Linked DNA regions of Homo sapiens: all the other regions are linked to region 1. A link is a loop called in an ENCODE intact Hi-C map of the cell type or tissue named here. Cell type or tissue: dorsolateral prefrontal cortex. All regions are shown on one strand. Each heading gives the region's core, and the rest is flanking DNA. Links, peaks and the distances in the headings are about the cores only. Region 1 has its middle 61 kb from the start of AGAP1. Region 2 overlaps AGAP1 (ArfGAP with GTPase domain, ankyrin repeat and PH domain 1). Region 3 overlaps AGAP1 (ArfGAP with GTPase domain, ankyrin repeat and PH domain 1).

Region 1 (9,826 bases), core at 2,903-7,902:
GTCGGGGGCAGGATCAGCAGGGAGGATGGCGGCACTTGTGGAGGATCAGTCAGTGCGCTCAGAGGAGCACCATGGGATGGGCACGGTCTCAGGGGCCCCTGAGGCGACTCTGCAGGAACTTGGAGAGCTTTTGAGTGACTCTCCTCATGCTGGGTGCAGTCTCCCAGAGGCAGGACAATGAAGAAGCCAGGTGTGAGGGTCCTTGAGGGTGGAGTCGGCCACCAGCAGCACTCCCACTGGTCCCTGGCTCACACCCCAACCAAGGAAGCATTCTCCTGTCCCGCCATTGACTCTGCGTGCTCCCAGAGGAAAGGGACCGCTTCCTATCCTTCTTTATCAATCCCAGACTAATCTTCACAAGGACATAAATAAAACGACGGTTTCGAAGGCTTTCTTGGGTTCGGTTTTGTTTAGTGTGTTGTATCTGTTACTTTAAATATTTATATGAACTAATTCTCTTAAAAAGAAGAAAAACTTTTTAGCTCTGAAGGATTTGAATGGGAATCATGATTTTGGTGCACTCAAAAGCTATGCACTGTAAAACAATGAAAGCTGTCAGTGAATGCAGAGTGGTTGACCATTCAGGCATTGCTCTCTGCTGCAGGGACCCCATCTGTCCCTGGTAAGAAAGGAGGTCCTGGGTCAGAAGGGGAAGCCGGACTGGTCAAGCACCCAGCTGGACCTCACTGGAGTGGCCACCGCAGGGCCAAAGAGGAAGCAAGCCAGCAGGCAGCCAGCCTTGGACAGAGAGATGATTGCTGTGGGCGACAAACATGATTCTGGGAGAGTGCCTGAAGGACGTGTGGTAAGAAGCCTCATGGACGGAGCTCCAGCAGGAGGAGACTGCTGGTGGTCTCAGGTGTGAATCATCAAAGCACAGGTGTGCCTGGTGCTGTATCCTCGTCCACACTCCTGTAATCCAGTGGGACAGAGTAGGAGGGGACATTCCCATGATTCTGAAATCTAAAAGCGTTCACCTTCTGGTCCGAAATGGTGCCTGGACAAAAACCCCCAGTCTCCATGAATATGTAGAAGACAGAAATTCAGAAGGACTCCCATTTAATGAATGATAATATAAGCTATTGCCAGGTTGGGGAAAGAAAGTGACATTGGTTATCAGGCAAACAACAATAGGTTAGGAAACGTATCCCCAGGCTTCTGCTGAAGGCAGGCCCACCTTTGTTTCATAAAATAGAATCTCACCCTAGTTTCTACTCCCAGGTTCAGATTTAGGCATCCCAACCAGAGAACCGGCCATTTCCCTTATTACCCAGCAAGTGCTGTGCCCTGTGAAGGGGAAGAAATGATCTCACCATGTCACACGCCAAAGCAAATGACCAATAAATACGTGAAAACCCCTTCAAAGCAAATGACTGATAAATACTTAAAGATATGCTCAACCCCCATAGTAATCACAGAAAATCAAATTAAATGAATCAGGCTGGGCATGGTGGCTCACACCTGTGACCCCAGCACTTTGGGAGGCCAAGGCGTGTGGATCATCTGAAGTCAGGAGTTCGAGATCAGTCTGGCCAACATGGTGAAACTCCATCTCTACTAAAAATACAAAAATTAGCTGGGCATGGTGGCAGGCACTTGTAATCCCAACTACTCGGGAGGCTGAGACAAGAGAATCGCTTGAACCCAGGAGATGGATGTTGCAGTGAGCAGAGATTGCACCATTGTACTCCAGCCTGGGCAACAGATTGAGACTCCATCTCAAAACAAACAAAAAATCAAATGAATCGCAGGGTCGTCTTTTGTCTATTAAACTTGTAATGTCTTTAAAATGATGATACCTACTGTCGGGAAGGGTGTCATAAAGGAATAGACACACTCATGGCTATTTCTGAGAATGGAAATTGGTTCACTATTCTGGAACCAACATGTATCACAAAGTAAAAAAATATGGACATATGCTTATTTGTCCAGTATGTCCCCTTCTGGGAAACCACTGTTCTCCTTTTCTCGGCGGGGTGGGGGGCGGTTCAGAATGCTTCAAATCAAGAGCCATTTCTCCCTATTCCCAAGGGTAGATGTGAGACTCAAGCTGATGCAGGTCGGGCGAGCCCCAGAATGGTGGCTTAGTCCAGGAGGGTTCTGGGCTTCACCCAGGAAAGAATCCAAGGACGAGCCTGTGGTGTTAGACAACAGTTTTTGCTGAAGCGGCATTGCACAGCAGCAGCAGAGGTACGGCTCCTTGCAAGCTGGGCTACCCCACAGGCAGTGTGCCCAGAGTCGCTGCTCAAAGGCAGTCCTACAGTCATATTTATACCCACTTTTAATTACATGCAAATTAAGGGGCACATTGTGCAGAAATTTCTAGGAAAGGGGTGGTAACTTCTGGGTCATCGGGTTATTGCCATGGAAAGGGGTGGTAACTTCCGGGTGTTGCCATGGCAATAGTAAACTGACATGGCACACTGGTGTACGTGTCTTATGGAAAGCTACTTCCGCCTTGGACCTGTTTTACCTAATCCTCAATTTAGTCCAGTGTCCAAGCCCCACCTCTGGAGTAAGTCCCACCTCCTACCTCAAAGCTACTAGGCAAAGCCTTCCTCAGGACTTTTCCCCGGGATACCAGGAAAGACAATTGCAACCTCTGTAGACTTCATGGGACAAAACTGGCCAGTGTTCCTTCTTGACACCACATAGAGACTTCTTGCTTGAAAATCAAGCCCAGGCAACAGGGCAAAGATGGGAAGACACAGCACCAATGCCCTCATTACATTATTTGAACTCCTGGATCCAGCTGTTCCTGAAGCTGACCCCATGCCTTTGATCTCTCAGTTAAGTGAGCCAATAAATTTCCTTGATTACATTATGCTGTTTGAGCTAAATTTCTTTCCATTGTAAGCAAAAGGATCTAATAAATACTTACTGTCCCAGCAATACCATTTCTAAATAATGTATTCTAAGGAAGTAGTTAATTAAGAAAGAACTCTGTTCTATGGGGGTGAGAAATGATTTCTTATATAAGATTCTGAAAGCTCAAACCATAAAGGAGGAGATTTATGGTTTAAGACCAACAGAAAGGTAAAGATTTCAATTCAGAGATAAAATTAATAGGCAGATAATTGACTGAAGGATGACCTCAGCATATATAACAAAGAAAATTAAGCCTAGAATGTATAATGAAAAAATAGAAGGTGGTAAAAGGCTATGAAGAGTTTATTCACAGATGGAAAAAAAATAGCTAAAAACACATAATGAAATGTCCCTATTAGTAATCATAAATTAAATCAGTAAAAATGGTCACTTTGTAACTATCAGATTGGCCCACAATTTTAAACGAGATCCTATTGGGGGGTGGGGGGCAGTGCATGAGTCCCCATATACCATTAGTAGGAGTATAAACTGGCAAAGCTAATTAATGGAAATTACTCTGCACATGTAATGGTACCTAGAAATTCAACTCCAGGGTAAATACCTCCAATAAACTTGCACATCAGGCCACTAGAGTACATTTATGAGGATGTTCCTTACAGCATTGCTTATAATAGCATAAAGTTAGGAATAATCTAAAAGTCCAGCACCAGGATGGAAAGACACACGACATTCAGTTCCTGCACGTGATTGAATAAGCCCCAGAAATCAAAAGGGAGGAAGGAAGCTACACAAACCAACATAAGAAATGCTCACTACGTAATGTTGAAGGAAAATTAAGAAGTTCACATTTTAAAACACGTAAAGCAATATATATCTTTCACCAGTTACACCTGCATGTAAATAAAGGTGTAGAAAATGGAAGATAGATCGGAAGGACCACAGAAATTACTCAAAAGTAGGATCTAGGGGGAGAAATGGAGTGAGACGTGGAATGAGGGTGAAGAAGAAAAAAAAAATAATAGGAAATATTTTTTTAAATGGATTAATGAAGATAGAGTGCCCCAAGCTGGAGATAATGCCCAATCCAATCCTGTGTACCTGGGACACAAAACAAAAATGTTACAAACATTCATGACTATTGTTAGAAAAATTGTGGTGAAAGATTAGAAGCTATTTAATCAGTCAAGAATTAAGGAATCAATTCAGTAAATTATGGCACAACTATATGATGAAATAATGTGCAGCCCTTAAAAGTTATACTGCAGAAATAAATTAATCAATATAGAAAGTTATTCATAATATATTAAGTAAAAAAGCAGGTTCTGGCTGGGCAAGGTGGCTCACGCCTGTAATCCCTGCACTTTGGGAGGCCGAGGTGGGTGGATCATTTGAGGTCAGGAGTTCGAGACCAGCCTGACCAACATGGTGAAACCCCATCACCACTAAAAATACAAAAAAAAAATTAGCCAGATGTGGCGGTGGGTGCCTGTAATCCCAGCTACTCAAGAGGCTGAGGCAGGAGAATCGCTTGAACCTGGGAGGCAGAGGTTGCAGTGAGCCAGGATACTGCACTCCAGCCTGGGCGACAGAGTGAGACTCCATCCCAAAAAAAAAAAAAAAAAAAAGGTTATAAATGGCATGTGATTTATTTCCACATAACACGGGGAATACTCTGCAAGGACATTCAGAAGTCCTTAAATGCTACCTCTGATTACAAGTATTTTCCCCATGTTTTCTCCTGCTTTATCTGAATCTTCCGATATTTCAGCAATGATCACATATTACTTGTATAATAAAGCAATGCTAAGTTTCCAAGATGAGCTTTTATTTAGTAAGATGCTCTGACTTTTGTGCCAACTGTCTAGAATAACTCCTCTGCTCGTTTTTAACATATTTTAGTGGTTGCAAGTACCGGACTATTTTTGTGTCATTCTAGCCTATTAACCCCTAGATGTGTTGATTTCTAGAAAAAAAAAAAAAAACAATCAGCACCTTGGGGTATTAGTAACCTGCAGGTGCTTCCCTAGATGAAGGAAAAGCCTAAATATAGAAAATTCAACTGTGAGAATGCACTCATGCCGGTCTGTGATGTGAACGTAAGCAGGTTTTCTTCCTGTGCCCTGTGAATGGAGTGGGGCGTTTAGGCGGATGTCAGGCTACAAGGCAGCTGTCTACTCTGTGCTCACATCCCTGACTCTATTTCAGGGCCATTTGGCACCGTATGCCCACACCATCCTGTTGGAAGGAGCCCAAGGGAAAGACCACTGTGGCTAAGGGCACAAAAGCTAGTCCGTGCCAAGAACCTTCACAGCACTCTGGCTTCACAGGACATGACTTGACCCAAGCAGACAGGCTCTCTCCCCTCGGAGAACATAGCCGAGAAAAGAGCCACTTGCCCAGGACCCACGGAGACATTCCCCGGACTTACAGAAATAACTTCCCCAAAGCTAGAAGGGACGCCACTTCACATGTGTGCCCTCCTCCCAACCGAAAATTGAATCACAGCCCAGGACACGGTCTCCAGCGTGACCTTGAAATGCTTCCTTGCACATTCGTGACCTTTTTGGCAGGTTTAAATGGTTATAAGGGAAATATTTTTGTAATTTCCATTAAAGGGTTTAAGTTGAGTAGTATAATTCAGCCTTAAATATTTCACCATCATTAAAAAGAATTCTCATTTTGTACACCAAAGGGAGCTGCTCTAAGCTTGCCTTGAAACTGTCAGCTGAGTTAGGCAGAATTTTGAGCTTGTAAATGCAACTATGGAGAAAGAGTAGAAACTCATTTGGGGAGGAGAGGAGTGGGGGGAGAAGAAGGCTGATTCCAGGAAAGGAAAACAACTCAGCTGGGAGAAAGTGTGGCCTTTCAGAGGAGGCATATGACTCCATCCTACACCTAAATCACACACATCCTACATCCTAAATCACAAATCCATCGCAAAAACAAAGTGTGGTTTGAAATATATGGAGGAGCTGGGTGTCCACCAGATGTCTCATTTGGCTAAAAGAAGAGCCTCTGGAAAGGTCTTAGCTAGTTTTAATAACAAGTTCACGCTAAGAAGATGGCCACGGCTAGGAGAGGAACTGACACTGCTGATATAAGGCTGAGCAACACAAGATCTAATGAGTGCAGTGGAAATGACGGAACTTGGAAGACAGCCACCTTGGCATCCATCATAGCCAGGAAGGGAACTGTGCAAGGCCAGTGACACAGCTGATCTAAGCTGAGGAACTGTGACTTGAACAAATGTCACCAAAGAGCAATAGACCCTACTGAGCAAGGGAGCTTCAGGTTTTTTAAATGTTGACCAGGACCAGGTGAAGCACTATAGAAAACTATCCTTTTTTCTTTCTTTCTTTCTTTTTTTTTTGAGACAGGGTCCTGCTCTGTCACCCAGGCTGGAGTACAGTGACATGATCACAGCTCACTGCAACCTCCACCACCTGGGCTCCAGTGATCCTCCCACCTCAGCCTCCTGAATAGCTAGGACCACAGGTGTGTGCCACCACATCTTGCTAGTTTTTATATTTTTGGTAGAGACAAAGTTTCACCATGTTGCGCAGGTTGGTCTCGAACTCCGGAGGTCAAGCAATTCACCTGTTGGCCTCCCAAAGTGTTGGGATTACAGGCTTAAGCCACTATACCCCACCAAAAACCATCATTTATGTTGACATTGGTCAGTTAATCAATGCTCTGTGGTCATAATTTTCCCACAGCTGTTCATGACTGCATGAAATATAATCCAGGTCAGACTGTAAACCCTTCACCCTAACAATATCATAAGGTTTGGGGACCCTCCTGAGGATGTCCCCCAGATTCGGTGTTCTGCTCATCTGCTCCTCCAACCTCCCTATCAGGAAAGGCTTATCATGTGCACAGCATGCCCTGTTGGAGGGGGACAATTTCTCGTTCCTAGTGACTGCCTTACACAACTCTTTAATAATAAGAAGATCTTAAATATTTCAGAAAGCATGCAAAACTGTCTATATCCATTCCCTTTCCATTTCAGATGTGTTTATTTTGTACCTTCTTTCACCTTCGTCTTCTCCATCTCCTTCAGTGTTGGACGGAATGGTCCCCCTTTGCCAGTTACTTCACTATTCTGTAATGCAACACAACTTCATTCGTTTAATTCATTGCCACAAACATTTTTTTTGAGTGCCAACTATGTGTCTGGCGTTGAGCTAGAATCTGAACGTACAGGAATACATAAGGCAGAGGTCCCCGTTCTCAATAAACTTGTAGGACAGAGAAACTCTCCATGTGCTTAGGTGGGCTGTTGTCAGAGAGGTGGGTTTCTGAACCTCAAATGCCATTTGGCCTCCTTGAAAAATGCCCTGTTGTGGAAAGACTCTGAAACAGTCCCCATGATCCCAGCTTCCTGGTGTTGGCACCTTCCTGTGGTGCCCTCTGCTTGGGTGTGGGCAAGACCTGTCACTTGCTTCCAACTAACAGAATATGGCAAAGGTGATGGGATGTCAGTCTGTGACTACGCAACATTATATAAGGCTCTGTCTCAGCAGACCAGATCCCCAGCCAGTACACTGCCTCTTTCCATTGCCGGACATGCTTTTCGCCAGGGAAGTAAGCAACTCCACACGCAGAGGTCAAATGTCACCTCTCAATGAACCCTGTTCTGACCACCCTGATCTCGCACTCTCCCGATCTGGCACTCCCTGTCCCATTCCCTACTTTCTCTTTTTTTTTTTTTTTTTTATGAGATGGAGTTTCGCTCTTGTTGCCCAGACTGGAGTGCCATGGTGCACTCTTGGCTCACCACAACCTCCGCCTCCTGGGTTCAAACGATTCTCCTGCCTCAGCCTCCTGAGTAGCTGTGATTACAGGCATGCGCCACAACGCCCGGCTAATATTTTTTGTATTTTTTTAGTAGAGATGGGGTTTCACCATGTTGGTCAGGCTGCTCTCAAACTCCTGACCTCAGGTGATCCACCTGCCTCGGCCTCCCAAAGTGCTGGGATTGCAGGCATGAGCCACTGCGCCCGGCCCCATTCCCTAGTTTCAACACATGTCATCAGCTGACACACCGATGTTTTACACATGTATTTGTTTATTGTCCGCCTCTCCTAAACAGAGTGCTAATCCCATGAGGGCGAGGACTTGGACTTGTTTACTCACATTTCCCCAGAAATGTTGTTGAGTGCATTCCATAACTATTTACTAAATTACTAGGTTAATTAATTGATTAATTGATATTATTACTATTATCTTGCCCTTCAATGGAGCCAGTTGTCATCTTAGTCTTTAGACTATAGCTTCTTGAGGGCAGAGACTCTATGTGAAAAATTTCACATTCCCTAAATACTTAGCAGGTTGATGAATGAATGAATGAGCAAATGAACAAACAAATGGTCTAGGGACCAGAGGCAAATAGCACATTAGAAGTGCGGGGCCTATTAGAATGATTTTGAATGGAGACTCAGAATTTATTCTTACTGCAGCCACTCAAGCTTATATTTCAACTGCTTGTAAAAGGAATAGGCCCTGTTATTTATTTATTTATTTATTTATTTATTTATTTATTTGTTTATTTTAGATGGAGTCTCGCTCTGTTACCCAGGCTGAGTGCAGTGGCATGATCTCGGCTTACTGCAACCTCCGCCTCCTGGGTTCAAGCCGATTCTCCTGCCTCAGCCTCCCAAGTAGCTGGGATTACAGGTGCATGCCACCACAACCAGCTGATTTTCGTATTTTTAGTAGAGACAGGGTTTTACCATGTTGGCCAGGCTAGTCTCGAACTCCTGACCTCAGGTGATCCACCCACCTCAACCTCCCAAAGTGCTGGGGTTACAAGCATGAGTCACTTTTCCCGGCCCAGTTATTTAACTTTTTTAATTCAATACGATTCAGAATAAATTCTGAGCCTCCGTTCAAAATCATTCTAATAGGCTCCTCACTTCTAATGTGCTATTTGCCTTTGGTCCCTAGATGATTTGTTTATTCATTTGCTCATTCATTCATTCAATTTGCTAAGTAGTTAGGGAATCTGAAATTTTTCGCATAGAGTCTCTGCCCTCATTTTTCAAAATGGCAATTCTTTTGTGTAGAAATTCAAAAGTCAATTCTAAATTTAATTTGGAAAGGAAAAAGACCTAGAATAGCCAAAATCATTTTGAAAAAGAAGAATAAAATCAGACAGAATATTTACTTTACCTGATTTCAAGTTTTACTATAAAGCTACAGTTAACAAGATAGTGTGGTATTGACAAAAAATATAGAGATATAGATCAATGCAGCAAAAGAAAATTGAACCACTCATATGCTTAATTAATTTGGAGGGGTACATGTGATAATGTAATATATTCATATAGTTTGCAAAAATCAAACCAATGTCGTTGGAATATCCATCACCTCAAATATTTATCTTTCTTTATGTTAGAACCATTTGAATTCTCTTCAAGCTACTTTGAAATGTATATAGATCAGTTGAGCATGCAACCTAGATCCCACGCATACACAGTTCTCCTAAGAGAATCTAATGCCCCCCGCTGATCTGATAGGAGGCAGAGCTCAGGCAATCATGTTTGCTCACCCGCCACTCACCTTCTACTGTGCAGCCCTGTTCCTAACAGGACATGGACTGATACCGGTCCACGGCACAGAGGCTGGGGACCCCTGCTATAGATTATTGTAAACTATAGTCACCTTACTGATCTATCTAACACTAGGTCTTATTTCTTCCATAAAATTGTATATTTGTACCTATTAATTTCTTTTCATTCCCTTCTCCCCCATACCCTTCCACCATCTGCTCTCTATCTTCATGAGATCCTCTTTTTTAGCTCCCACATATGAGTAAAAACATTTAATATTTGTCTTTCTGTTCCTGGCTTACTTAATGTAATGACCTCTAGTTCTGTCCATGTTGCTGCAAATGACAGGACTTCATTCTTTTTCATGGCTAAATAATATTCCATTGTGTATGTATACCACATTTTCTTTACTGTATGGCAATTTTTTTTTTTTTTTTTTTTTTTTT
Region 2 (9,826 bases), core at 3,034-8,033, 120 kb after region 1:
ACTCTTGGTGGTTCCTGGCGTCCTATCAAGAGAAGGAATTATGGCCCCAGAGCTGTGCCTGGGACCCGCATGTCTGTCACAGATCTCTGCTGGGAAGCCAGGCTGTGGCCCTTCCAAGGTGAATGGTGGTTTCCATCCAGGGTTCAGGTTTCTTAGCAGCTAGTGGTGACGGTCAGGGTGTGAGTGTGGGGACGTGGCTGGCGTGGTGACGGGTGTGTGGGGGCATCATTGGGAGTGATGGCGATGGCTTGTCTTCTCACCGGCCGGTTTGGAGTCCAGAACCACATGAATGACCTCAGGGTGGGTCAGAACAAGGAGCTGTCAGTCTGAGACCTCTCAGTGTGCTCTTTCTTGGCTAGCAAGTTACTTTACCTTGGTAGTCATTAGTTTCTTCTTTGACTAAATGAAAAGGTTTTTATCTAGATGCTGCTGTGCATCTTGAAGCATGTTAAAAGAAGGTTAAGGAAAACCAGTTTGTGGAAGCTGACTGAGCAGGCGGCTCACTGGCCGTATTCAGCTCTCCACCCGTAGGGACCTGCTGTGGCAGCCATAAAACTGTGCAGAGGTGAACCACTTCAGCAGAAAGATGCTTCCCCACAGAGATCTGGGAGCCTTTGACTGTTGAACAGGGAAAAATTCCCCATGCTTTTAGGATCGTGGTGTAAGACCCCACTGTGGAGAGATGCTTTCTATGCTGCAACACAGACCAGGGAGGTGACGGGCAGTGGCTTTGGGACACCATCAACTCCAAGGAGATGGCCTAGCTGCTTGAGGCCCACGTCCAGAGTTACACACTTTATTCTTCTGATTCTTGAAGGCTTTAAGAAATCTCTTTAGCAAGTCTCTACTTCTTTTTAAATTTTACTCTTTCCTCCTATCACCTGAATAAAACTCCAGGCAGTAATATGCTGCTTACATTGACTTTTTTTTTTTTTTTTTTCTGAGATGGAGTCTCGCTCTGTCACCCAGACTGGAGTGCAGTGGTGCGATCTCGGCTCACTGCAACCTCTGCCTCCCGGGTTCAAGCGATTCTCCTGCCTTAGCCTCCAGAGTAGCTGGGATTACAGACATGCACCACCACGCCTGGCTAATTTTTGTATTTTTAGTAAAGATGGGGTTTCACCATATTGGCCAGATTGGTCTCAAACTCCTGACCTCTGGTGATCTGCCTGCCTCGGCCTCCCAAAATACTGGGATTACAGGCACATACCACCACGCTCAACTAATTTTTGTATTTTAGTAGAGACGGGGTTTTGCCATGTTGGCCAGGCTGGTCTCGAACTCCTGACCTCAAATGGTCTGCCCTCCTCAGCCTCCCACAGTGCTGGGATTACAGGCGTGAGCCACCATGCCCGGCCATGAGTCCTTTCTACTGTGGGGTTGGTCTTATTTCCCCTTGCTCCCGTGAGAAGCTGAATTTGCAAATGCCAGGGTGAACTTGGTAATGGAGGCAACAGGCAGATGCTTGGTGTCTGTGCGTTGAACAGAAAAGAGCCCGGTGAAATTCCACGCCTGTTTGTGTTTAGCACACGGTTCCTGAATTATTTCATGAGAATGCAGGTATAGCGGTGACAGCTACAATATTTGTTAGCCAAGCTGCGGACAGAGGGTTGGCCTCAGGCTGCTGTTTCTGCCCCAGGGTCGTGAGAAATAGCTGTGTCCATTTTAAAGCAAGAAAACAAATGGCACGATTGCTCTGCTGTTCCTGTCCTAGGGCAGAGAGCTAAGTCAAGCACTCAGTGGACTGCGTCTCGTCTCCCTTGGACTGGTAGTGACAGGGCTGCCCTGCACGCCACACTGCTCTCCTGTTCCTGTAGTGTCGCTCATGTAAAATGCACTGCAGGCTGGTGCTGCTGAATCGGCTCACTTTCTCCCATTTCCTTCTCCTCCACTTTCAGATTTCTTTCAGCACTCTCCAACTTACCTTCAGAAATGCAACAATGGGCCAGGCGCAGTGGCTCACACCTGTAATCCCAGCACTCTGGGAGGTGGGTGGATCACCTGAGGTCAGGAGTTCGAGGCCAGCCTGGCCAACATGGTGAAACCCCGTCTCTACTAAAAATACAGAATTAGCCAGGCGTGGTGGCATGCACCTGTAATCCTAGCTCCTCGGGAGGCTGAGGCAGGAGAATCACTTGAACCCAGGAGGTGGAGGTTGCAGTGAGCCAAGATTGCGCCATTGCACTCCAGCCTGGGCAAAAAGTGCGAAACTCCGTCTTCAAAAAAAAAAAAAAAATGCCACGATGTATGAAGACCTGCAGCCCCTTATCTGGAATTCAAAAACCCCAAAGCACTGATTTTTGCAGCCCACTCATTTGGCAGCAGAACCTGAGTTATCTGCTCATGTGAGAGTGCACCTTTCATTACAAAAGTACCCATGCGTTTGACTAGGGGTGCTCTGGGACGTGGGTTAGCCAACTCAGGCCACTGCCCCGTTTTTGAACATAAAGGGTTATTGGAACACAGCCATAGCCTTTCGCTTATATTGCCTTTGGCTGTGTTTGTACCTGGTCCTTACAGAAAAAGCATCTGTACCCCTGCTCTGGAGCGGACCTGCCCTGCTTTGCTTGCAAGGTGGTCCGAGCCTGGGTGGAAAGCACTGCAGGGCAGCTTGTGCAGAAACTGGGACCTGCTCTCCTTGTAGAGACACAACCCCAGGGTACTTGGAGCTCATGCTAATGACTAAATCATTCAAGCCTTCTTCTTCCTGGATTTTATACCTCCTAGTTCTTTGAGGACAGTTTGCCACGTTCAGCAGGATTTTCCAGACCTTTTATTTCTAAGGAATACAAACTAGAAGGGCCTGGTTTCTGTAGGTGACAAAGCTGGGGGGAACGTGGAGGACAGGGATGACTGGAGAGAGCTGGCGAGTGCAGCCTGCTGGGATGCCAGCTCTCACCTGGGAAGGTCAGCGTGCAGGGTTGCAGACTGCTTAAGCCTCCTCCTGTCAGAGGACCCCAGAGAGCTCCCCCAGCTACTTGGAGAGATGCTGTTGAGGTTGGGAGGCAATGCAGGGTGTTCATCAGCCAGCATGAGACCCTCGCTTCCAGCCTGTGCCTTTAGCCCAGCCTTGCTGTTCTAGATGGTGTTGGCAGCCTTTTTCACGTACAGAGTTGCATTGCTCCTCCGTCTTCCGCGTGCCTGTGGGCAGCTTTTGTTCCTTTGGATTACTTTTGTTTCTTTAAAACTCCTTGGCACCATCTAATTTTTTAAAAATGAGCCTAATACTGTTCACGTTTTAGCACCTGGCAAATGTATTGATACTTTACGAGCATTCACATGCATTTAAGAGTGCTCTTAGCAGTTCGCGTTCTATATAGAACTGTTTACACCTCTCAGGATTCTTACTCTAACAAACAGGTATAGACAACATCCTAGTTGCATCTCACCGCGGCCTAACATCCCCGGGAGCATGGGGATTAGTGGAGTGAGTGGGAGGACTCGCCCTGCGCAGGTGGAGGGTGATGAGAGGCTGGGGACGTTTTCGGATGACCACAGGTGTGAAGCTGTCTTCAGTGGTGGGGGAACCACCTGGGCCTTGGGCCTTGGCTCTGGTAGTCTCACATAACTCTTTGGTGTCTGCAGCTGTATAATATGATGGATGTCCTTGTATTGTACATTTTTAGGAAGGACGGGTAGGGTTGCTGCTTCAGAGATCAAGTGGCATGTCCACATCTGGAGTAGACCCTGAGTGGGGCAGAACCATCATCCTGCGTGCAGCCTGCACACTCCCAGCACCCGTGGCAGTCTTAGCAGGTGGATTATCACCGAGCACACAGGCAGCCCGAGGCACCTCCTCGTCACAGTGTTCTCCGCAGCCCTGACTGGCGAGGAGGGCACGTCCCCACGTTCATGCCCTGTACTAGGGTCCCCTCTGGCACTCTTTCTCTGGGGCTCTGTGTTCCCTTTGCCTTTTGAGCTCTTCATAAAATCACTGCCAGTGACTTCTCATAGCTGTTCGTCATTGGGAGTCACTGAGCATGCACACGGGCTGTCAGGTCCTGGTCCCAGCTCTGCCTTCCTCTCCTCAAATGCCATTCACAGCAGTGTCAGTGCCTGCCCAGAGTGTGCTAGAATGCCAGTTCTTGGGCCCCACCCCACACCTGCGACTCCAGACTCAGAGTTGATGAGGGTCTGCAGGCGTCGGTCTGGGAGCCACAGACAGGTGTGTTTGCCGCAGAGGTGCCGAGGGCCCAGCAGGACTGTAGCACAGGATCAGCACCATCCACACCTGAGGCGTGGGGATCTCCGGGCATGATGCGGAATGTAGTGACGATCGCAAATCCTTCCTGTGGCCAAAGAGTGAGCTCTTTGATGCTGATGAGATAGTGTTTATTTATTTTTATCTTATTTTTTTTGAGATAGAGTCTCACTCTGTTGCCCAGGCTGGAGTGCAGTGGCACTGTCTCGGCTCACTACAACCTCCACCTCCTGGGTCCAAGCAATTCTCCTGCCTCAGCCTCCTGAGTAGCTGGGACTACAGGCGTGCACCACCACACCCAGCTAATTTTTGTATTTTAGTAGAAATGGGGTTTCACCATGTTGGGCAGGCTGGTCTCGAACTCCTGGCCTCAAGTGATCCACCCACCTCGGCCTCTGAAAGTGCTGGGATTACAGGCGTGAGCCACCGCGCTCGGCCATAGATAGTGTTTCTTAAGAGTGAGTTTGCTTCTGAGGAAGAGAAGTGGGGGGTCGGGGGCATCCCACCTCCCTGGCCACCTCCAGTGGTGTGAGTTGGTTGCTTGATGTCATCTGAGGTGGGGCCACCCGGGAAAGGTCTTCATGTCTCACTTGTATGCCTTCTTGGATCAGGATTTCCAGGCCTCTGCATCTCTTGAGTTGATTCTGAAAGGGTGAGGAGAGAGGGGCTAGACAGATTTTTTTTTTTGAGACAAGGTCTCACTCTGTCACTCAGGTTGGAGTGCAGTGGCTTGATCATAGCTCACTGCAGCCTCAACCTCCCCAGGCTCAGGTCGTCCTCCCAGCTCAGCCTCCCAAGTAGCTGGGACTACAGGTGCGCAGCACCACACCTGGCTGATTTTTTTTGTAGAGACGGGTCGTCCAGTGATACTCAGATTGGTCTCTAACTCCTGGGCTCAAGGGATACACCTACCTCAGCCTCCCAAAGTGCTGGGATTATAGGCATCAACTACCATTGCCAGCCTGAGCTGCATGCATTCTAAGGACACTTTGTGAGACTAATTAAAACGTTTTTCTTTCCAAGGCACGTGGCAGGTGGGTGCTGTTTCTTTCCTGCAGGATGTTTGCTGAGCATTTGTGAGTGGAGCATCTTTAGGGAAAGCAGGACAAACCCTAAAAGACTTTCTCTGAATGTTACCTTTGCTCTTCACCTTGACTGGTAGATCCTGAAGGCGTAGAAAGAGGGTCCTCTGGAGAACACAAACTGAGCGTTGCTGGGCCTCAGGAGCTTCTAGTGATGCTGGAGGCGGCCACTGCTGTCTTTCAGCTGTGAGGAGCCAGGAGGGCGATCCCAGCTTTCTCCTGGTTAATTTTACCGTCTTTTAAAAAGGAAGTTCACAAGATTTCTTGAAAGAACTCTAGTTGGAGTTGTAGAGCTAATGTTTTTTTCTCTGGTCCCTGCCACCTGCTGGAAGGAGCCTGCAGGGAACTGTTTGTTGTGTGCTTGGCTGTTCAGTGCCCCATAACTGGCCGCGGTACTGCCACCCGCTGGAAGGGGCCTGCAGGGAAGTGTTTGTTGTGTGCTTGGTGTTCATTGCCCCGTAACTCTGGCCGCGGTAGTCTGGACAGGGCTTCTGAGAACCACCTGCAGTTCTGCTTATTGCTGGTGTTGAGAAATACAGTTTCTGCAGGAAAGAGAGAGACATTGGTGCCAAGAAATCCTATCGGGGACATTTAATAACTGGAAGTAGCTTAGGAAGCCAGGTTTGGAGTGCTGCCTTGGTGTCGTTATAATGCAAGTGGGATTTCATTATGTGTTTAAGGCTTGGCATTGTTGGAGGTCAGGAAGACCAACTAAGTCAAGTAGAGCCATTGGCTGCTTGAGTGCAGTGCAGAGCACTGGGAAATGGACTTCCTGGGAAGTGTGGGATTTTTTCTGCTACTCCTTCATTCACACCTGGATTCAGTTGCCCTCATGAGCTCACCCGCAATGTGTGTAGGGGGATGCTGCTCCCATTGGCCAGGCACTGGGGATGCGGCGTATGGGCAGGTGCACACACACCTGGCAGAGGTTTGGAGCTGGGTTGTGGGTGAGGGATGCAGAGAGGCTTAACCCAGAGAATGGAGGAAAAGGAGACCAGGAGAGTTCAGAGAGGTGAAGAGTGAGGAGAGAGCAGTGGCCAAAGTGGAGAGAGTTGAGTTTCAGAAAGCCAGCTGCAGAATGCAGTGCCTGACAGAGTGTGATGGGCCCCATCTCTCTCTGCTGAGCCGGGTTCTGACTCTGCAGAGCATTGGAGGCCTTGTTGTGGGCTCAAGGAGTGCAGAGAGGCAGCGCCTGCCTTGGTCGTAACTTCTCACACACATACATCCACACATGTGCATCTGATTGTGTGTGTGACACAGTGAAGGGTATGGGGACAGCCACATCTGGGTTTCAGTTTTCAGTCAGCTCCCTAGCTGGGTGGTTCCTCTGAGCCTCTGCTTTATTTCATCTGCAAGTAGCATTAATACTATAACTGAATATACAGTCAGCTACTCACCACTCGAAAGCCAGACTTGAGAGACAAGGGTTGGTGGGAGAAACAGCAGGTATATTTGAAAACCAAGAAGATGGTGAACTAACATTCTCAAGTACTGTCTTAAGTCAGTACAGATTTTAGGCTTTTTATATTAAGGGCTGGGGGAAGAGGAGGGGGTTGAGATCAAGAGATGACCAACGACTGGACATCTGGGAGGCAGTGGGGGTCAGAGGAAGTTGGGTTTTTTTTTGTCTTGGTCAGGTCACGATGTTCCTGTGAATTTTTAATAAAACATAGTTGTTTACATACTTCTCCTTTAATCCCACAGCTAGTTTTAAAAACTACATGATTGTGTTGCTAGGATTAGTTAAGAACTGATTTGAGGTCACTAGCACATGGTGAGTAGTTAGTAAACAATTGCTTCTGCTAGAATCATCATTGTCAATATTAAGAAGGCGAGTCCACGCATCTCTCTGGCCTGTTGGCTCACATTTGGGGGTGTGGCATTTGTGCGTGAAGTGGAGCCTGGTCCCTGGTGACCCAGGTACAGTTTACGTCTGGAGCCAGCATTTGGAAAGTTGCCTCCAGGGCCCTGGATTTGGAGGGAGCCAACTGCCAGAGTCTCAAGCAGGTGAGGGTGGGGTGCAGGAGAGGAGCGTTCAGGGCACCTCTGAGCACATGTGACATTCGTAAGTGGCACTCCTCATGCTGAGCAACTGACGTCGTATTTCCACCCGACAATGGCTTGATTCACTTGATAAGTGAAAGGAACTTCCACGTAAGGATCCCGAAGCACGGTTGCCTCCGCCTCCCACCCCACCCCGTGGTGCGGCGTGTGCCAAGACCAGCCCTCTGAGGTCAGCCCTCCTGGACCCCTTACTGGGTGGACAAAGGTTTTCTGTGTGACTCACCTCTGGCCAGAAATTTAGGGAAGCTTATTTGTAACTAATACCACCCAGTCACTGCAGGAGACCTGCCGAAGGGCTCTGGGGAAAGTGATCTTCAAAAATAGAAAGGTTGAGTGAAGGTAGGACTTTTGGGAGAAGCAGAAGGAGCCTATAAGACAGCACATTAATTTGGCAGGTAATTAGGAACTCTGATCTTGAGCATCTCATTTTAATTAGCGTGGTCCAGCCTGCCTTACGGTGCTCACGCTGAAGCAGAGAGTGGCCTGCTTAGCTGCTCCGCACCATTTATTTGGGTTTCTTATTTGGGAAGTTTGCATGTGACTGGGCCAAGTGACATTTGTTTTGAGGTCCCTCCCAGGGCCCAGGGGTGAGCTCTTGACAACCCCAGAGTAGAGATGGGGCACCTGTGCCCGGGCATTGATTTCCTGGGAAGGAAAGAAAACGCCAGGCCATGCTGCTGTGTTACAGCCCTTTAATCAGAAGCCCCTGCTGCATGTGGGCCTGCTGTTCCCAGTGCCTTTCAGGAAACCACCAGAAGGGCTCCAGCTTTAGGGAGGATGGTCCATTTACACGCCTGTGGTTGGAGGTTCCAAGTGCCTTGAAAAATGCCTTGATGCCACTTGGAGCTGTTTCTTTCTTCTCTTTCCTTTCCCTTTTAAAATCACGGAACCATTTCTTTCTTTCTTTCTTTTTTTAGACAGAGTTTCGCTCTTGTTGCCCAGGCTGGAGTGCAGTGGCGCAGTCTTGGCTCACTGCCTCCCAGGTTCAAGCAGTTCTCCTGCCTCAGCCTCCCGTGTAGCTGGGATTACAGGCGCCTGCCACCATGCCTGACTAATTTTTGTGTTTTTAGTGGAGACAAGGTTTCACCATGTTGGCCAGGTTGGTCTCAAACTCCTGACCTTAGGTGATTCGCCTGCCTTGGCCTCCCAAATTGCCAGGATTACAGGTGTGAGCCACGGTGCCTGGCCAGAATTGTTTCTTGAGTTTTTCAAACAATGCTTTCTCTCCAGCCAGTTCAATTGTAGAGGGTCCTGGAGAGGAGGTGGAGCAGTTGCCTTCTCAGCATCGTGGGGTGGGGCTGGGATGAGGAGAGCGCGGCCGCCAGGGTCAGCCTGGATGCTCCTAGGCAGAGGCACAGGGGTTGCTGATTCTTCTTTCCAGATGGATGTTTCTAAAGTCTTTCTTAAAGGAGCCAGAGGCTTGCCCGCCCTGCAGTGCCATCCTTCTTGCCGCTCCCACCCACTTCTGTGATGCACAGAACCTGCCGCCCTGCCCTGTCTCTTTGTGTTCGTTGGTCTCCATTTCTAGTGTCTGAGTAAAGGCAGTCCCCAGTCCAGTCTGCAAAGCCTGGCCACTTGCACAGGAAGATGCTCATAGATGGCTGGTTCCTGCCAGTGACACACGTGGACCTCAAGCAGGTGGATGGGTGGAGCTCAGGGAATAGGCATGTGGGGCACACTCTCCAGGCACATCCAGGGCTGGACTGGGGCCGGCATGGGGGTCACTGGCTGCAAGCGAAGGCAGCTTATGTCATGTTCCCTCTGCCACCGCCAGCTGTCCTGCAGCAGGAAGAGGTAGTCATGTTTGGAGGCCGGGCTGTGCATGAGCTATGCAGGCCTTGGGGTCTTTTCATCAGATTCCTTTTGGCAGAATATAAGGAAGTTGGCCCAAACCACATTTTTGAACTTCTGCTTTGGCCTTGTCAGTCTCCTTCTGTGATTCAGACCGTAGTGAAGCCCTGGTTGGCTGAAGTGCTCAGGAGAGGAGACTTTGGGGGTCATCACTCATTTCTGAGTTACAGAAGTTAAATAGTGACTTGGTTCGGGGTCATGCCATGTGTGTGAGGCCTGAGTTTGCAGGTTTGTGCAGGGCATTGATTGGTTGGTTGGTTGATTGGCTGAGGAATATTTGGGGCACCTGCTCTGGGCCATGTACACAATGAGGCAAAGCAATACTTAGACCTCAAAAACAAAGCGATGTAGACCTATCTGCTGTGTCCTTGTGTTTCTGCCTGTGGGGCACGTGGGACATGTGAGGGAGAAACAGCATCCTGCAGGAGAGCAATGCCTCCAGCTTGGCTTCTGGAAGCCTCCAGAAGGATGGACGGGGGCACTGAGACCTGAAGAAGGGTTGTGCATGTGGGAGGGAGCCAGCCTGGTGGACCGTGGCCTGCACACCTGCAGCAGCTCCTCAGAGCTGCCCCCTCATGCCTTGGCCAATCACAGAGCACCCTTTCTGTCCAGGCCACTGATCAGCCCC
Region 3 (9,826 bases), core at 1,783-6,782, 320 kb after region 1:
CAGCAGAGGGTGAGGACCAGCCTTTTGGAATTGTTTTTAGGTTATTTTATTCATTATTGATCACCTACCTTCAGGAACAGCCACAAATCAGACAGAAAATTCTCCTAGGAGAGCATGAGGTTCTGCAAGAGGGTCACATACTTGTGGATGATCATAGCGCCAGACGTCGTCTATGAGAGAGGAGCCTGTGCAGATGCGTGGGGTGGGCGGGAGAGGTGGCGTCACCCTGGGGATAGGAGGGTCTGGGGTAAATAAGGACTGATACTTCTAAAGCCAGTCTTTTCAAGTTGGAAGCTTGGGAGAGGCATGGTTCTGGCAGAGGGTCCCCTTGCTGGTGGGAGTGGTGGAAGTCACTTGTAGGGTCCTCTCCCCTTCTGGTTTAAATCCATGGGGGCAGAGCCACCTGTCCCCCTGCTCTGGTGCCCAGGGGGTTGTCGGGGGCAGAGCAGGGCAGCCACACTCGGGCTCTCCAGAGAGTGCTGGAGCCGCTTCAAGGTGATGGAGGACTCGCCGCGCTCTGACCTTGAAGACCCACGGTGAAAGCAGTGGCTGCAGGACTGTTCCCGGGACTTCCTCCAAATGGGGCAATTTTCTATTACATGTTTAAATTAGTCTTCAGATGAAATTGTAGGGATTCTGTACATTCACTGTTCAACTCAGTTTCAAAGATGACATCAGTTCTCAAACTTCACATTTTCTTTCCTGGAGCAGTGAGGTTCCTTTCTAAGCCTGCCGTCTCTTCCCGCGCATCTCTGCCTCTCAGATACTTACCTGTTTTTCAGCACGTTGGTCCTAGTTACTGCTTCATGGCTTAGGTTTCTTCTCGCCTTATCCAGTGCCAATGCTGAAGAAGCGCAGGGTCCCCTGAGGATCAGCACAAAGTCGCTGGGGTCCCACAGCCCCTTCTTCCCTCCACTAACGTATATCTCGGGCACCTCCTGCTGCCTCTGTCGGGAGAATGTCCTGTGGGGAGTAAACCTCATTTCAAGCCGTGCTGGTGAACATGAGTGAGATGTTAGTGAGACTTGGAAGAACTGTGCAGGGAGGCCCTTAGAGCTCTTCTGAGAGGTGCACCCTAATGGAGCAAGGTCACTGTCGGCCGCTGCGCTGCCGAGGCCCCTGTGAATGTTGAAGTAAAGCGTCGTAGATGAAGGGTCCCCAGGCCCGTGCATGAGGCCAGCTGCCTGTTTTCATAAATAGACTTTTCTTCTTTTTTTTGGAGACAGAGTCTAGCTCTTTGCCCAGGCTGGAGTGCAATGGCGTGATGGCAGCTCACTGCAACCTCTGCCTCCCAGGTTCAGGCAAATCTTGTGCCTCAGCCTCCCCAGTAGCTGGAATTACAGGTACACGCTGCCACACCTGGCTAATTTTTTGCATTTTAGTAGAGATGGGATTTTCACCATGTTGCCCAAGTTGGTCTCAAACTCCTGAGCCCAGGCAATCTGCCCACCTTGGCCTCCCAAAGTGCTAGGATTATAGGCATGAGCCACCGCGCCTGGCTGTAAATAGACTTTTCATGACGCAGAGCCACGCTTTGTGTCGATGGGCTGCAGCGGGTTTGGGCCCCTCTCCAGCTGTGACAGCAGAGATGAGGGTCTTTGCGGCCTGAGAAGCCCAGAATATTCACTCTCTGGCCCCGTGCAGAGAGCTTGCCGGTCCCCGATGCAGGATATCAGGGACTCAGTTGTCTGGATAAGTTTAGTTTCCACAGTGACTCCTTTGCTTTTGTATTTATCACGGTTAACATACATGAGTTTTCCATAAATTGATGAGTGCTTCTTATAAAAATAATGTTGTCAATTAATGAATACTGGGGGTTGTCAGGATGATGCTGCCTTCCTGCCAAACAGCCTTTGTACGTTCTGGCTGCTCTAACAAGACCCAGTGGCTTATACAACAGACTTTTACTTGTCCTACTTACGGAGGATGGGAGTCCAGGGCCAGGTGCTGGTGGGTGTGGTGTCTGCTGAGGGCCATCCTCCTAGTGGGATATGTGTTTGCATAGTGGAGAACAGAGGACACAAGCCCTCGCCAGTCCCTTCCCATAAAGGCACTTAACCCATCACAGGGTTCCACCCTTGTGATCAGTCACCTGGCAGAGGCCCCACCTCTTATTCCCCTGGGGGTCAGGATTTCAGTATAAGAATTTGGGTTGAGTTCCATACCACACCCAGCACGTTCAAGGCAGAGGACAGGCAGCCACCCACCTCTGTGTTGGAAGCATTTCGTTTTCTTCAGGTTGGGGGTGGCAAGAGGAGAATAAGGACTGATATTTCTAAATATTAGTTTAAAATATTCAGAAAAAGCGTTTCCGTTACTGTGACAGCTCATGTCGCACCTCCCCAGGTGATGCTGTGATGAGTGTCCGTTTTCATGGGCACAGGAGATTTCCGTTCCAGTTTCGTATTATAGAAATAATACACTCTCATTATGTATTCGGATTTTGGCTGGGCGCAGTGGCTCAGGCCTGTAATCCCAACACTTTGGGAGGCTGAGGAGGGCAGATCACCTGAGGTCCATAGTTCGAGACCAGCCTGGCCACCATGGCGAAATCCCATCTCTACTAAAATTGCAAAAAATTAGCCGGGCATGGTGGCAGGCACCTGTAATCCCAGCTACTCAGGAAGCCAAGGCAGGAGAATCGCTTGAACCTGGGAGGCGGAGGTTGCAGTCAGCTGAGATTGCACAATTGCGCTCCATCCTGGGTGACAGAGCGAGACTCTGTCTCAAAAAAAAAAAAAAGTAGGATTTTATGGAATTTGAAAAGCAAATACCTGTGAAGCTACAACTTCCGTGACTATTGCGATTTTTTTGTCCTTAAAATATTTTCATATGAAGATAACATTTTTAAAATAAAATCAGTTACTTTGTATATTTTATATCATAGTTATATGGTATATGGTTTCTTATTTGTATATGTATTTTCATGTAAATCACAAACACTCTCATTGTTAGTGAGAAAAGTAGTTGCTGAGTAGGAGCTTTATTCAGTACTTAGCAATCCTTAATAACAAAGTAAAAATCCTCAAGGAAAGTTAAACATTGTAAGGTTTATATAAAGTTGAAGAAATTGAGGCTCAGAGAAATGACATAGCTTGACCCAAAGGGACACAGCCTGGACTGGATCCCCCATCTTGGGACCTGAGAGCCTCGACTTAACCACAGCACCGGGACATTTTGTCATTAAAATGGAAGCAAATCAGGTCCTGGGGCCTTAAGAACACACCAGCTTTGCCCACAGGTCTGGGGAGGGCCTTGCAGGGGATGCACCCAGCCAGCAGGGCCCCTGCCTGCTCGCCGACTCAGTTTATTCACATTTCTTGATAACTCTCTGGCTTCTTTTTTGCCCTAGGGCTTACTTTGTTTATTTACTTTTTATACCTGTATATGGTAGAAAGAAAACATAAAGGAAAAGCGTGTAATTTCTACATAATGTTTGGCTTGTAAATAAAAAAAAAAAAAAAATCCAGCTGCTTCCATTGCCCTGCGGAGGCCATGTTCCTGATTGGCTCTGTACCGAGGTTCATTTAAAAGGCCAGGGACCTCATTCTTTCTTCTCCAACATTTGACTTCTTAGTGTCTTGTAACAAAAGGACATTGTAAAAATGAATGGAGAAACCTTGCATTCACTTTTTGTTCGCTTGTGTGGTCCTGTTTACTTTGCTTTCATGGAGTTTCCAGATGGCTACTGGCAAGTGGCTGTAGGTGTTGGGAAGCAGCCTAGCAGGCTGGTTCATCCACCCAGTCACTCGTTCATCTGAGCACCAGCTTCCCACACACTGTGCGTCTGGTCAGGGGCTAGAGGCAGATTGGGAAGCGCAGGCAGGGTCCCTTCCTCCGTGAAGTTAAGGTCCACTAGGGAGGGTAAACATCAAACGGTCACCCAGAAACATGACCTTGTGTCTTGCTCAGGGGTGGAAAAGAAGTGTGGCAGCCCAGGCTGCTTTCTGGGGGTGGAGCGTTCTCGCTCCTGCTCACAGGCGAGTTTGTGTGGCTTGCGGGGCTGGGTGAGCTGGTTCCACAAGATGGTTTCTGCTTGACCTGGGCAGCTGAGCCGGACGTGGGCTGTGGGTACCCAACCGTTTGGATTCTCAGCAGAGCCCTGGGGAAGGGAGGCACTGGGGGCTGGGGCGGGCTGGATGTGCGGACTTGGCAGCTGGGGGCTGCAGGTCCGTCTGCAGGGACTGCACAGGGCTCTCGTTCCTAGATTGCTTCACAGCCAGCGGCTCTGTGCCTGTCAGATTCTGCATGGCTCTGTTTGCCTCTTCCTGCAACTGGGAAATAACCTATATACAAGTTTTTCTATTTTTAAAGTTAAAATGGTGATTTCAGTGTTTGGCATTAAATTTTTCAAAAGTCCCTGTTGATTTGTTCTCCTAGGGCCTGGATACATGAACATGAAGGATTACAGAAAAATAAAGTTCATTCCATGTAGACATTGTTCCTCTGGTCCTACGATCCCTCCCCTTCCCCTTCCCTTTTTTCGAGGCAGGGTCTCTGTCACCCAGGTTGGAGTGCAGTGGCACGATCTAGACTCACTACAGCCTCTACCTCCCGGGTTCAAGCAGTTCTCCTGCCTCTGCCTCCTGAGTAGCTGGGATTACAGGTGTGCGCCATCATGCCCAGCTACTTTTTGGCTATTTAGTAGAGACTGGTTTTTGCCATGTTGGCTAGGCTGGTCTTGAAATCCTGGCCTCAAGTGATCCTCTGGCCTCGGCCTTCCAAAGTGCTGGGATTGCAGGCATGACACACTGCACCCAGCTTGCGATTCTTCTTTAAAGAGACATTTTTCCCACTTCATATGAAGAAGCAGCTTTCTGAGTGGCAGCAAGCAGCTCTTCTGGACAGACAGAGTGTGTGTCTGACATGGGACTGTAGTCAGGTCTCCGGAAGGTCAGGAAGGGTATAGTTTTGGTGATGGGATTTTTCAGCCTACATGCTGAAAGGTCACCTAAAATAGTTATAACTTAGTGACAAAAATAAATCCTCCCTTCAGAAGGCCAAGTCATGTTCAAGGTGGTAGCAAGCTGTGTATAGGTAGCAACAGGGCCCCTTTGAGCATTACACGTGCACCTTGGGAGGAAGAGAGTGGAGAGCGGGCTCTGCCTGTATATTCTTGGAGATGGTGCATTCAGCACTGTCGTTCCCTGCAGTTAGGTTTTGGAGAGTGTAAATTTTAGCCTGTCTTCAAATGCTTTGAGTTTCTCGTCTTCCTGAGTAGCGTGTTCGGAGCTTTCTCTGCTGCGGGTGGCGGTGCCACAGAGGAACACAGGGGCCTGTGTTGTGGCATCTGTTCAATCGGGGAGACAGGATCAGGGTTTTTTTGTTGGTTTTGACATTCTTGAGCCAATGCACCCTAACTTTTATTGGGCATAGTTTATGATTGTTAAATTATGGTGTCTTTGTGGTAGCTGTATGGCATGTGGGATTTTAAAGGCCCCTGATTCCTAAAGAAAGAGGGGTTTCCCTTTCATAGGCAATCAGGAGTACAACCTGATAGTGGTACAAAGAATTGTTTTCATTTCTTCTCCAAGCAGCTCGATGCCCTTTCTCTCTTCACTCCCCCTCTCCTAGAATGAGCTGATAAAGATGTACGTGAGTGGTCCACAGTGTGGTTTTATGCATGGATTGTTTATTTGCATCCCAGCATGTTTTGTATACAGCAGGGGTCCCCAGTCAGGCTGCACAGGAGGTGAGCAGCTTGCAAGTGAGCATTACTCCCCGAGCTCCGCCTCCTGTCGGATCAGCAGCAGCCTTAGATTCTCCTAGGAGCACGAGCCCTGTTGTGAACTGTGCATGCGTGAGATCTAGGTTACGCATTCCTTAGGAGACTCTAATGCCTGACGAGCTGAGGTGGAACCGTTTCATCCCAAAACCATCCCCATCCCCCACCTGCCCCCCAACCCCTGATCCTCAGAAAAATTGTCTTCCATGAAACCAGTCCTTGGTGCCAAAAAGGTTGGGGACTGCTGCTATATAGAATTTAATATTCTTGCATGCATTTTCTGAACCTTCTAGTCACTTGTTAAATCCCAGTTCAGAACATCACATTAGATATATGATCTGCACTGTGCTAGGACGTGCTCCCCACCAAAACGTCAGCGTCTTAAGCTTGTATTCATATGACCATAGGAAAACCTACATGCAGAACTTTGATAGTAGTTGTTAGACCAGGTCAAGATCCATGTCAAAGAGATAAATTACAAATTATCATCTCTCTGCTTAACGGTCTCCAGGGCCAGTTTGGTGATCTCACATAGACTTCTGTCCTAGAACAGATCTGCATTATTGTGGAGGGAGAGACAGTAGGTTCTAGGTGTATGGGAAAGCTGGGCAGTGGCACTGGAAGGGCGCTGTGTGCCAGGTGCTAGCGCTCCCGGGCCCTGTGTGCCAGGTGCTAGTGCTCCCGGGCTCTGTGTGCCAGGTGCTAGTGTGGCCACAGCCTTGTGGCTTATTAGGGCTTCCTCTGTTCACACGCTGTGTACATCGTCCTGGTGGATGGGTGTTTATCTGGTAGAGTAGTTCCTGGTCTAGGCAGATCCATGTCAGTCCTTTGACCTCATTGCCCCTGGCTTTTTATGTTTGTGCTGCAGTTAACATTCTGGAAAGCACTTTTATAGAAGCCATTCCATTTGTCTTTTGTCCCTTCCCAGTAACGGCTCACCTGGGCCTATCTAACCCATGCCGAGAGCCCGAGCTGGGAGAGGTTGCATGATTTTTACCAAGGTTGTGCGGGAAGTCAGGGAGCCTCGGTGTGCTCTTGATGCTTTGCTTCCAGAGATTGAAATCCTGGTGTGTGCAAAGAACCCCATCTCACATTAAATGGCTGCAGCTGCCTGGTCCTAATTACAGGAGTGTCCAGAACCAGGGGAGCTATGTTAATGAGTCCGTTTGTGCAACCTAATTGCACGCACTAGAGCATCTGTGAATGTAAGCAGTCTTCTGGGCCTCTTCTCCTGGGTCCTGCATCATCTTGGACCATTTTGTTTTGCTCACACCACAGTCCTTGTGCTGTTAAAGGATGTATCAGTTAAGCCTATTCCATTCTTTCCTGAAATCAGCTTAATTTTCATTGTCGGGGTGGCCTGTTTTATGATTTGTTTTTGTTGCTATTTTTTTCTCCTTTATTACAGATTAGATTGGAACTAGTGTGTGTGTGCATGCGTGCATGTGTGTGTGTATATGTGTGTTAGCGAGGGAATACTTCAAAAAATAAGATTTTTTACACTTGAAAGCAAGCCATGTATATGTGTACATTAGGCACTTGATATATGTTGAAAAGGTGGATTAATGGGTCATTAATTGTCCATTTTTTAATCACTTGTAGTAATGACTAATAATTATGCAACAATTTAACGGCTTATGATGTAGGATAGTGGATCTTATTAGGCCCAGTTTACAGCTGGGACTACATTGTTGGAAATGCTGCCTTCCCAGAGGTACATGGTGCAGCTGGTGTCAGGCGAGGCCATCATTTCCCGTTTCTACCTGTGGTCTTGGCTGTGCACCTGTACTCATCACTGTCCCCGTCTCTACACCCTCACCCCCTCCACACATTGAAAGTCTTATTTCTAAGACTTCCTGGGACAGATGGGTGGTAGATGTGTATTGGGACAGTATGAAAGAGGTTCAGCTGCTTAAATTACACTTCATTAAGGGGGTTCATATTTGAACATTTTCTGAGAACAAAGATGACATGAAGAAAGTGACCTCTGTAAGGCTCTGGCAGCACTTATGCGGTACCAATACAAATGGGGGTTGGGGGCTGAGCAGAAAACATTCTTCAAGAGTTAAATGATCAAGTCACGTAAGGCGTGTTGTTTTTGTTTTGTTTTGAGACAATGTCTCACTGTCACACAAGCTGGAGTGCAGTGACACAATCTTGGTTCACTGCAACCTCTGCCTTCTGGGCTCAAGCCGTCCTCCCGCCCCAGCCTCCCAAGTTGCTGGGATTACAGGTGCGTGCCAGCACACCCAGCTAGTTTTTGTATTTTTAGTAGAAATGGGGTTTTGCCATGTTGCCCAGCCTAGTCTCGAACTCCTGAGCTCAAAGCGATCCGACCGCCTCAGCCTCCCAAAGTGCTGGGATTACAGGCATGAGCCATGGCACCCGGTCATATAAGGGGGTTTGATGCTGGTTTGGGAGACATTCTGGTGTCGTTAGCCCTAGGGTTGTTGATGTCATTCTTTTTTTTTTTTTTTTTTTTTTGAGATGGAGTCTCGCTCTGTCACCCAGGCTGGACTGCAGTGGTGTGATCTCAGCTCACTGCAAGCTCCACCTCCTGGGTTCACACCATTCTCCTGCTTCAGCCTCCCAAGTAGCTGGGACTACAGGCGCCTGCCACCACGCCCGGCTAATTTTTTTGTATTTTTAGTAGAGACGGGCTTTCACCGTGTTAGCCAGGATGGTCTTGATCTCCTGACCTCGTGATCCGCCCGCCTTGGCCTCCCAAAGTGCTGGGATTACAGGCGTGAGCCACCGCGCCCGGCCCTGGCAGCTTCACATGTAGGGCCATCCAGTGCATGTGAGAATCTGCAGATGGTCTCCAGAAGAGCCACATCTGACCTGCCTAGTAGCTTATCTCCCAGCGAATGGGAGAGGTGCAGACCTGCTGTTGACTGTAAGGAGACTTGATTCAGCCTGTTGGTGGGGGCGCACATGTGAGGAAGAAGCCTTGGTGGGTTTGTGTGGGTCTTTCTCTTATGCCATATCCCTGGTTTATATTTGGATGGGAAAATACATAAATGTTTGATGGTGATCATTTTTATGAAACATGACATTGTCAACTCCTTTCTTCATATGCATTTTCGAATTCAGTTCTTAACCAAAGAAGCTCTTTCTACAACAGGGTTAAATTATAAACTGAAATAGCAAATTAATACCAAAACTAAAATAAAGCTTTTTGTATAGTAAACCATACATTCAGAGGTTTAAAAAAATCCAACAAAATGAAAAATACTTTTGAGTTACTATTTTTAGAAAAAAATTAGTTTGGGTTGAAAAATTCTTACCCTCATGAAGCTATAAAAGCACATGTTTTACTGATGAGAGAAGCTTCTGGCACATCAACTGAGACAAAAATCTTCCATATTCACTCGGTAAATACAAATACAGAAGATGGGCTGGGCGCAGAGGTTCACAGCTGTAATCTAAGCACTTTGGGAGGCTGAGGCAGGCGAATTACCTGAGGTCAAGAGTTTGAGACCAGCCTGGCCAACATGCCGAAACCCCCCTCTCTAAAAATACAAAAATTAGCCAGGCATGGTGGCGTGTGCCTGTAGTCCCGGCTACTCGGGAGGCTGAGGAGGGAGAATCTCTTGAACCCGGGAGGCGGAGGTTGCAGTGAGCTGAGATCACGCCACTGCACTCCAGCCTGGGCGACAGAGCGAGACTCCGTCTCAAAAAACAAAACCAAAAACAAAATAAATACAAATGTGTAAGATAGAATTCGTTATGAAGCTACACCAGACATTTTCAGGAGTAATTTGAGAATGTGCTTGAGGTGATTATCCTTAAATCATCCAAGTGTTTTTGAATATTATTTCAATTATTTCATCTTAGAAGTATGAAATCAGCTTGTTTCTTGTTTAGAGTTGCCCTTTCTTTTTATTATTATTTCTTAATTGAGACAGGATCTCGATCTGTCACACAGGCTGGAGTACAGTGATGCCATCATAGCTCACTGCAGTTTCAGACTCTTGGGCTCAAGCCATCCTCCTACCTCAGTCTCCTGAGTAGCTAGCGCTACTGGTGCATGCCACCATGCCCAGGTCATTTTTCAAAATTTTTGTAGAGATGAGGGTCTCGATGTATTGCCAAATCCAG

The links. Hi-C counts contacts between places; a loop is a spot of excess contacts. Peaks named below come from ENCODE experiments on the same cell type or tissue, not always from the same donor. Only the 100,000 strongest peaks of a DNase experiment are listed, where the experiment ranks them.
Region 2: a loop joins it to region 1, with 2.3 times the contacts of the local background. A loop is called at or near these places in 3 of 110 quality-filtered maps.
Region 3: it touches region 1 in a loop (2.7-fold over the local background); 11 of 110 quality-filtered maps call a loop at or near these places.

The regions. Positions count from the first base shown.
Region 1 is chr2:235,428,158-235,437,983 of GRCh38, forward strand. No RefSeq gene overlaps it. Among named protein-coding and RNA genes, the nearest start is that of AGAP1, 61 kb to the right of the region's middle. In dorsolateral prefrontal cortex, for the core only: CTCF peaks have their summits at 5,810 and 6,009; a DNase peak (open chromatin) is centred at 5,984; H3K4me3 peaks cover 1,429 bases; H3K27ac peaks cover 1,588 bases.
Region 2 is chr2:235,546,435-235,556,260 of GRCh38, forward strand. All of the region lies in intron 1 of AGAP1 (ArfGAP with GTPase domain, ankyrin repeat and PH domain 1), which reads left to right. Among named protein-coding and RNA genes, the nearest start is that of TNRC17, 33 kb to the left of the region's middle. In dorsolateral prefrontal cortex, for the core only: CTCF peaks have their summits at 5,650 (motif pointing left) and 5,849; a DNase peak (open chromatin) is centred at 5,677; H3K4me3 peaks cover 998 bases.
Region 3 is chr2:235,750,978-235,760,803 of GRCh38, forward strand. The region is part of intron 6 of AGAP1 (ArfGAP with GTPase domain, ankyrin repeat and PH domain 1); the gene reads left to right. The region is part of intron 3 of LOC105373942 (a long non-coding RNA gene); the gene reads right to left. Among named protein-coding and RNA genes, the nearest start is that of TNRC17, 240 kb to the left of the region's middle. In dorsolateral prefrontal cortex, for the core only: no CTCF peak of the experiment used is centred there; no DNase peak of the experiment used is centred there; H3K27ac peaks cover 1,553 bases.